Linked DNA regions of Homo sapiens: region 2 is linked to region 1. The links are chromatin loops, found by intact Hi-C in ENCODE. Cell type or tissue: A673. All regions are shown on one strand. Each heading gives the region's core, and the rest is flanking DNA. Links, peaks and the distances in the headings are about the cores only. Region 1 has its middle 8.0 kb from the start of KCNA2. Region 2 holds the start of LOC124904292 (a long non-coding RNA gene).

Region 1 (5,177 bases), core at 1-2,500:
AGCCAATTCATTCTGCCTTGGGTTAGAGTCAATTGTTGACAATTCTGCTTCCTTATCCATCCTTCTAGGGAAGGAACTAGTATTTATCAAGCACCTCCTCTGTGCCACGCTCTGTGTGTCCCCCACAGTGCTTGGCTCGATGCCTGGTTTAGAGCCGGGGCTAGAGGACAGACCATGACTCAGCTCCTGCCTTTTGCACCCAGCTGCTGGCTATGTGGCTACAGGCAAGCCACTCAGCCTCACCAAGCTTGTTTCTGTAACTGTTGAATGGGAGTGAACATAGCACCTGCCTCTGTTAGGAATTATCCTTCTCACATAGCCTGGAGAGTTTCAGTTAGACCCTGGCTCGGTTGTTCCCAGGCTCTGTTGTTTTTTCCTTAGGAACCATGCTGGCTTATTTATGATCTAACTCTGGGGTCCCATGTTTCTTAAAGAAAGAACTTTTTCTTATTTCCTGAAAGCTCCTGGACTTTGGAAAGGTGCAGCTGGAAGAGAAGGGAAGTGATGCGCAGCCCCCTATGAAGTCACTCCACATTCTGACTTCCACCCTCTACCCCGCTGTCCCACAGAGCTGACCTGACAACTGCCACGGCCCCTGACCCTGACTAGATGAACCTGGGTGGTGGGGGTGGGGGTGGGGCTGCATTGCCAGCCCCTCATCATCTCAGGAAGTGAAGCCTGGGCCAGGGGCTACAGATGCCCCATCTCTCCAGGCTGACTTGGGGATCTGCAGGTTACAGAGTCCCTGATTTAACCCAGCAGATTCTAATGGCCAGAGTTCAGAGAAGAGAGGAATTCCTTTGAGGCATGCAGAACCCTTAAAGCATGGCTCTGCCCAGGTCCAAAGACCCCTGGAGAGCCCTATACCACATCCTCAAGGCAGAAAGAAACTCAGGTCTCTCTTTTTCTGAATTGGTGAGGCTCTTTTCTCCTCCCATCTGGTTTCCACTTCCTTAGGCACGTCCCTGCACCCATGTGGCCATTGGGTGGCACTGTTGGATGAGCCTAGAATTTCAGGTGAACAGCAAGCATCCCAAGACTCCTGGTTGCGAGTGTGAGAGGGACAGGAAACCACAGAGGTTCTCCTCCCCAGGCGCCCCGACCCTCTGTCCCTCCTCCTAGCTGTCGTTTGTGCCCCAGGCTCTCTTCCACTCCTAAGTCATCTTCCCTGTACTCTTCTAGATACACGTTGGTTCTGCAACACCAGGAATGCCAGGATGATTTAGCCACCTCCTCACTTGTCTACCTTTCCCTCCCCTGCTTCAAAGACTTGGGTCGATCGAAGCACCAAAGCATCACTGTTGCTGACACTAACAAGTAGTGCCAAGGGATTGCCTTTAAGGAAGATCAGGAGCGGAACATCTGGTGGCAAAGAAAATCTTTCTAATAGCCCCATTCTAGTGACCACCTTCAACCTCCTCATAGCAGGAGAGTTTGGGAGTAGGGGACTTAGGATGTTTTGTTCTTTTAATCAATTCAGAAAATATGTATGTTTGAAATAAAAATAAAAATACTTGAGCCAGAGAGGCTGAGTCACTCCAGAGCCTCAGATTTGAGTTCCCAGGGCAAGCCCCACTGCCTGTCCACACAAGAGTTTACTCCATTCAACAAACACGTTTTTTTATCCAACTGTTTTCTACCTAGTCTTTCATGCCTCTAATTCTACTTCCTTAGCATTCAGGTAAGGCCCTAGGTAAGTGGTGTGTGGCAGGCGGGCCCTGCTGTGATCTTACAGGTCGCCTTTGGGTGCCTTAGGCCATGAAACTTCCAGTAGGGCCAGTCATTTTCCTCAGGTTGAACTTCAGGAAACTCCTCACTGCAATTTCAGCCCCTTTCTGCAAGGCCTCAGAGTCAAAGATTCCCTGTGTTCCCTTTGTAATGACCCTTCTTGGACTCAGAGAACATCATTAAGATGCACTGAGCATCAGGTTTGCACTGTTTGGAATGTTTGCAGGATTCGTTTTCAAAATGATTTGGCATCTTTGAAAGTCCTTTCTCCCTTTTAAACAGGCAGTGACATGTGTTGGGGTAACGGTTGATGTGGGGATCAGCAAAGTCTGGGCTGGAATCCCAGCTCTGCCACTTACTAGAGCCATGCAACCTTGAGCAGGTCCTATGACCTCTGAGCCTTGATGTCCTCTCAGCAAAATAGTGACAGTAGGAGGACCCATGGTGCCAGTGGAGATAAAGGAGGTATATGCATTCATCTGCTTAAGGCTCCCATTCCTCAGCCAGGTAAAGTTGAAGAACGAATCATAGAATAAGAAGTAGCCCAGCTTTCCCATTTTACAGATGAAGAAACTGGGGCCCAAAGAGGGGAAGTGACTTACAAGGTCACCTGGTAATAAAGTCAGGACAGAAACTGGCAGGCCAAGGGCCTTTCCATGATATCAACTTGCTTCTTGTTTTTCTGTTCTATTCCTCTTCTCTATTGACCAAAGGCCATAAAAGGGAGAGAAGAAGGACGTGGGGCTTAGAGTAACCTTCAGGCCCAGCTAATTCAGCCACATAACGCAGACACTAGGGAGTCAACCTGTGTTAGGCTACTTTTATGAAGCAAAAACAGTGATACTGTCTGCACTTCTGGGATAACTGGGCCACACTAGGGTCAAAGTGTTCTCCTCTGGAGACTTTGATACATGGCCCACTTTGAAGTTAGAAAACTTCCGAGGATGGCCAGGGTAGTGCAAGACCTCAAGCCACAGCATATAAGGAAGAGTTGAGGACCTGGGAATAATGACCTCAAAGAAGAGAAGCCATGGAGCTCCTCGCCACTGTTTTCAACTTTGTAAAGTGCTGATCTCTGCAAGGTGCAGGGGAGGGGAGGAAGAATTGCTCTCTATGGCCACAGGTGGGACGCCTGAGTGAAAGCTTCAAGAAGGATAATTCCAGGTCCACAAAAGGCAATTGAAAAGTTAGCTCTGTCCAAAGTTGGAATGATCCTTGGTAGGAGGCAATAAGCACGTGTGAGCAGAAGCTGGAAGACCACGGGTCCTTAGGAGAGCTTAAAGCACAGAGTGACTAGTGGACAGGACGAGGTCCAGCCCACAGTATACCCACTCTATGAGAACAGCACAGCAGGATGGATAGGAGCATGAATTCTGGAGCCACAGTGCCTGAGTTCAAACCGTGGTTCTTGCCTGGACTGGCTGGGTGACCCTGAACAAGATGCTTAAGCTCTCTATAAAATAGAGAGGGAGCCACCAGCTCTGGGAAACCCTCCTCCCTGCCCTGCTATCCTCTGATACAGGGGTTGCCTGGTGCATCCTCCTCCTGGTAGTAGTGACTGGTGCAAGGCTGGTCTTCCCTCTTGACCCCTCTCAGCCTCTTGGGCAGGAGTCAGAAATAGCCCCTGGCTGGCCCTGTGGCAACTCAAGTTTCTTCAGAAGTGAGGGCCCTCTAAGGACACCAAGTCTAGGGCTGAAAGGCAAGGAGAGGCAGTTAAGCTGTGGGCACCATAGAGGCTGTGCATCTGCTGGTGTTTGCTGGTTCACAAACACTGCCAGGGCAGCTTCTTTGTGCCCAGCCTGGAGCAGATACCAGTATGCAAGGGCAGAAGAGACATGGCCCTGCCCTCAGGGTGCTTCCACCTAGTGGAAGACTGCGTGCAGATGGACACAGGCCCCTCAGGACCTGGTGTGACAGGTCTGTGTCCGGAGCATATTGTTGGTGGGTGGAGACCAGGAAGAGGGTTAAGAAAGGCTTCGTGGAGGATGTGACATAAGTTGAGTGTCAGAAGAAGTCATTGAAGTGACAGGGAAGGAGGAAGGTAGGGCATTCTGGCCAGGGGGCTGCTGGAGTCAAAGCAGAAACACCTGGAGCCATCTGGAAGCTCACGTTTCTTGACACCTTCCTGGAAGTCACTGAGATAAATACCTTGTGCCCACTATCTCATTTAATCCTCAGAGCAAGCATTGGGCATTATTAATCCCATTTTACAGATTGGAACCTGAGACTCAGAGAGGAAAAACACCCCACCTAAGGTCATGTGAATGGCAAGCAGTGGAGGAGGGGCTCCACCCCAGGCCTGTCTGACTTCAAGTCTTAACCTGACCTGTCTGTTTTAAGCCAGTTAGAGCTTTCGAGGCAGTTTAATGTGATGCCAGTGTGGACTTCCAGGATGGAGGTTTAGAGGGAAGACAGGGGAACATCAGATCATGAAAGGCTTTGCTCGCTTTTTAGGAAATGCAGGTTGATCCTAGCAATAGGGCACCAATGAGTAGTTGAAGAGGTGATAGATCCTACCTGCACTTTAGTGGGGTCTCTATAGCAACTGTGGGGAGAAGAGACCAGAGGGGAACAAGTCTGAAGACAGGACCAACAGGGGTTGCAGTGACCCAGACTGTGCCTGCTGGTGGCTTGAACCAGGGCGGCGTGGGGAGGGAGAGGGAATCAGAGAGAAGCAAACAGACACCAAGGCCAAGTGATTGGCTGCATGTGGAGTGTGTCGGGTGAAGGAGGAAGAAGACAGTTGATAAGGACATCCAGGCTTCTGGTTTGGGCAACTGGGTGAATGTTGTTACCAGTGTGTTACAATCACCTACACTATTCAGCACAGTAACATGCTGTACAGGTTTGTAGCCTAGGGCAAAAGGCTCTACCATACAGCCTGGGTGTGTGGCAGGCTATGCCATCTACGTTTGTGTAAGTACACTCTACGATGTTTGCACAACGATGAGATCACCTGACACATTTCTCAGGATGTGTCTCCATCGTTAGGTGACGCGTGACTGTACTTCCACCACCTTGCTGTACTGCCTTTGAGTATTAGCAGCAGGGGGCCTCATGGTAAGACAACGAGCACACTGCTTGAACCAGAGCAGCAGCTCCAAACCATGAGGGAGGGACTACCCTCATTAGCCATTCCTTAACATGTTCTTTTATTTTATTTATTTATTTATTTGAGACAGGTTCTCACCCTGTCACCCAGACTGTCGTGCAGTGGTGCAATCTCAGCTCACTGCAACCTCCACCGCGCTGGGGCTCAGCTGATCCGCCTACCTAAGCCTCCTGAGTAGCTGGGTCTACAGGCATGCACCACCGTGCTGGCTAATTTTTGTATTTTTTGTAGAGATGGAGTTTCACCGTGTTGCCCAGGCTGTTCTCAAATTCCTGGGCTCAAACAATCCACTTTCCTCAACCTCCCAGAGTGTTAGAATTACAGGCATGGACCACTA
Region 2 (2,500 bases), core at 1-2,500, 91 kb after region 1:
GTGGATCTGCTGTTGTGGGACTGTGACAGAAACGTGAGTTTGAGTCACAGCTTTATAACGTAGTGACTGAAGGACTGTGAGCCAATCACACAGCTTTCTGGACCTCAGTTGTCTTATTTGCTAAATGGGGGTAATAATCGCCACCTTCCTTAGGGCGCATCGTGAGGCTCACATCCTGTGTGGAACTGTGTGGTCAGCAGGAGTGTAGGTAACCGAGTGACCACCTCACCCCTCACAGCAGGACAGGAGGAAGCAGCTTCACCACAGACAGAGGGGCTTAGAGCACGGGCCGTACAAGTTCTACCCAGCCTCTGATGGCCCAGGCACATCGGTCCCCGAGGCCTTCCCCTTACTGACCATGCCTGTCCCAGCAGGCTCAGCATCAGCATGGACAGCCTCTGAAAGGGCCTGGCTGCCATACTAGTAAGGGTGAAACTCACCCATTTTACCGTTGGCAGGACAGGAAAAGGAGGAATGGCCATCCCCACCCCCATGGTCCCTGACCGGGCCCAACTGATAGCAGCTGCCAGCATTTGCTGAGTGCCTACTGCACGCTGCGTGCTTTCTATGTGACATCACTTTCCCACCACACCCTTTCCAGGGAGGTGCTAGCAAGGCTACTGTAAAGACGAAGAACCCTAAGTGAAGGGAGCATAAGTAACTTGTTCTCTGTCACGCAGACACTAAGTGGCCAAGCCAGGATTGGGAGCTGGCCCTCCTGTCTGCCCCCAGAGCCTGTGCTCCTGACCAGGATGGAGAGCCTGCCTCAGGCTGGATGAGGGGCAGCCCCCACACCCAGCCTGCTGACCTCCCCACTGAATTCAGGTCTCCTGACGGACGCTGCTCTCAGTTTCCAGCTCTACCCTTTCCATGGCCCTAAGGCTGACATCGCCACCTCTGCTTTCCACTCAGAAAGGCTGGAGGAGCTGGGCACTCGAGGGACCAGAGGGGCTACAGTGAGCAGCAGAGCCAGCGAGTCTTGCCTAAGACCCCATCTTACCATTCCCTGGTTGGGGAAACTGAGGTTCTTGGAGAGTGAGGCAACATAATCCCGACCACGTGAGACAGAGAGGTACAGAATCCACACTCTTCCGGCCGGGCCGTGGTTCAGCATGAGCCGAAGAGATGGGGCTTGGCTCTAAGAGGGGCAGAGACCAGAAAGGGTGAGGTTTGAGAGCCACTCACTGGGGAGAATCTGCAAGACCTGAGGCCTGGCCGACCCTAAAGTGAAAGAAAAGCGGCATCAAAGAGGTAAGTAAAGGGTCCTCGGAATGGCCCAGGGATTGCTTCCAGCAGGACAGCAGCGCCCTCTTCTGTCCAGTCACAAGAGGTGTCACGGTTTGCGTTTCACCCCCACCTTCCTTCAGTCCTTCACTCATTTGCTCAAGGACCGGAGAGCCAGGCCCACCTGCCCACCCCCTCATCCTCCTACCTGCTTCCAGCCCTGCGACATCTGAGCTCCCTGTCACCGGGGCCTTGGGGCCCTGAGATGCAGTACACACTGTTGTCTTTGCATGATTACTTATTTCAACCATTCTCTGACTAAGGAACAGCTGCTGCCTCACCTGAATGTGTAGGAGGTGTTGGAGTTGCTAGGCAACCAAAGTTGACCCATGGGGAAAGGCCATGGAATGGGTTCTGGATACTGCCTGCTTGGTATAGCTCTGTGACCTTGAAAAGCCAGGTCCACAGCCCTGACATTAGCCACAGATGTCTGCAGGTCTGTTCTGGGAGAAGCACAGGGCTGAGCCCCTCCCCATGCCCTGCCTGCAGGAAGTGCCTGGTCCAGTCAGAGAAGAGGTTACCTGAACCATAAAGCCTCATCCTCAGTCTGGCTGCCAACATGAAGAGCTACAGGGCTCAGGAGGGGCAGTTGGGATGGCTGAGGTCTGTGTCACGTGGGCAGGGAAAGCTTCCCAAAAAAGATCAGCTCCCATCTATGGGATGCCTACTGCATGCCAGGCAAAGTTCTATACACTATCTCATTCTTTCCCCCAAGAATCCAAAAGAAAGGTATGATTAGACCCAGTTAGAGGGGAAGAAAGCAGAGTTCACAGAGGTGGTGATGTGCCTAAGGTCACATACCTAGTGGGTAAAAAGATGGGATTCAAACCCAAGCCTGTCTGGCTGTTAGGGAAGGGCAATGAGCAGAGGTCAGAAGATGGGAAAGCATAGGGGTCTCCGGGACAGTGAGGGGGCCAGCCTGTTCCCACATGCCAGATGCTGAGGGACCCAAAGATGACAAAGTTCTAGGAGATAAAACATGAATCAAATAAAATGCCGAGAAGGAAATGTAGACAACTTCCAGGGGGTGCTCAGAAGGGCAAGAGTGCCTTCACCTGGAGTCCTTAGAGAAAGCTTCACCTTCAGGTGAGGTTAGAAGTGAAGTATGCAGGTGGCAGGACCTGCCCACATGGTGGCCTGGAGGGAGGAAAGTACAAGTATGTTCAGCAAGGAAAAGAGATCTGTTTCAGCCAGGTGCACTGTCTCAGCACTGTGC

What was found. Peaks named below come from ENCODE experiments on the same cell type or tissue, not always from the same donor. Only the 100,000 strongest peaks of a DNase experiment are listed, where the experiment ranks them.
Region 2: it touches region 1 in a loop (8-fold over the local background); 75 of 110 quality-filtered maps call a loop at or near these places.

The regions. Positions count from the first base shown.
Region 1 is chr1:110,611,750-110,616,926 of GRCh38, reverse strand. It overlaps a transcript of KCNA2 not described here. Among named protein-coding and RNA genes, the nearest start is that of KCNA2, 8.0 kb to the right of the region's middle. In A673, for the core only: CTCF peaks have their summits at 782 and 982 (motif pointing right); DNase peaks (open chromatin) are centred at 166 and 996.
Region 2 is chr1:110,523,460-110,525,959 of GRCh38, reverse strand. LOC124904292 (a long non-coding RNA gene) reads right to left here and starts at 507. Exons shown (of 2, transcript XR_007066353.1): 1 at 441-507. In A673, for the core only: a CTCF peak has its summit at 1,307 (motif pointing left); a DNase peak (open chromatin) is centred at 1,269.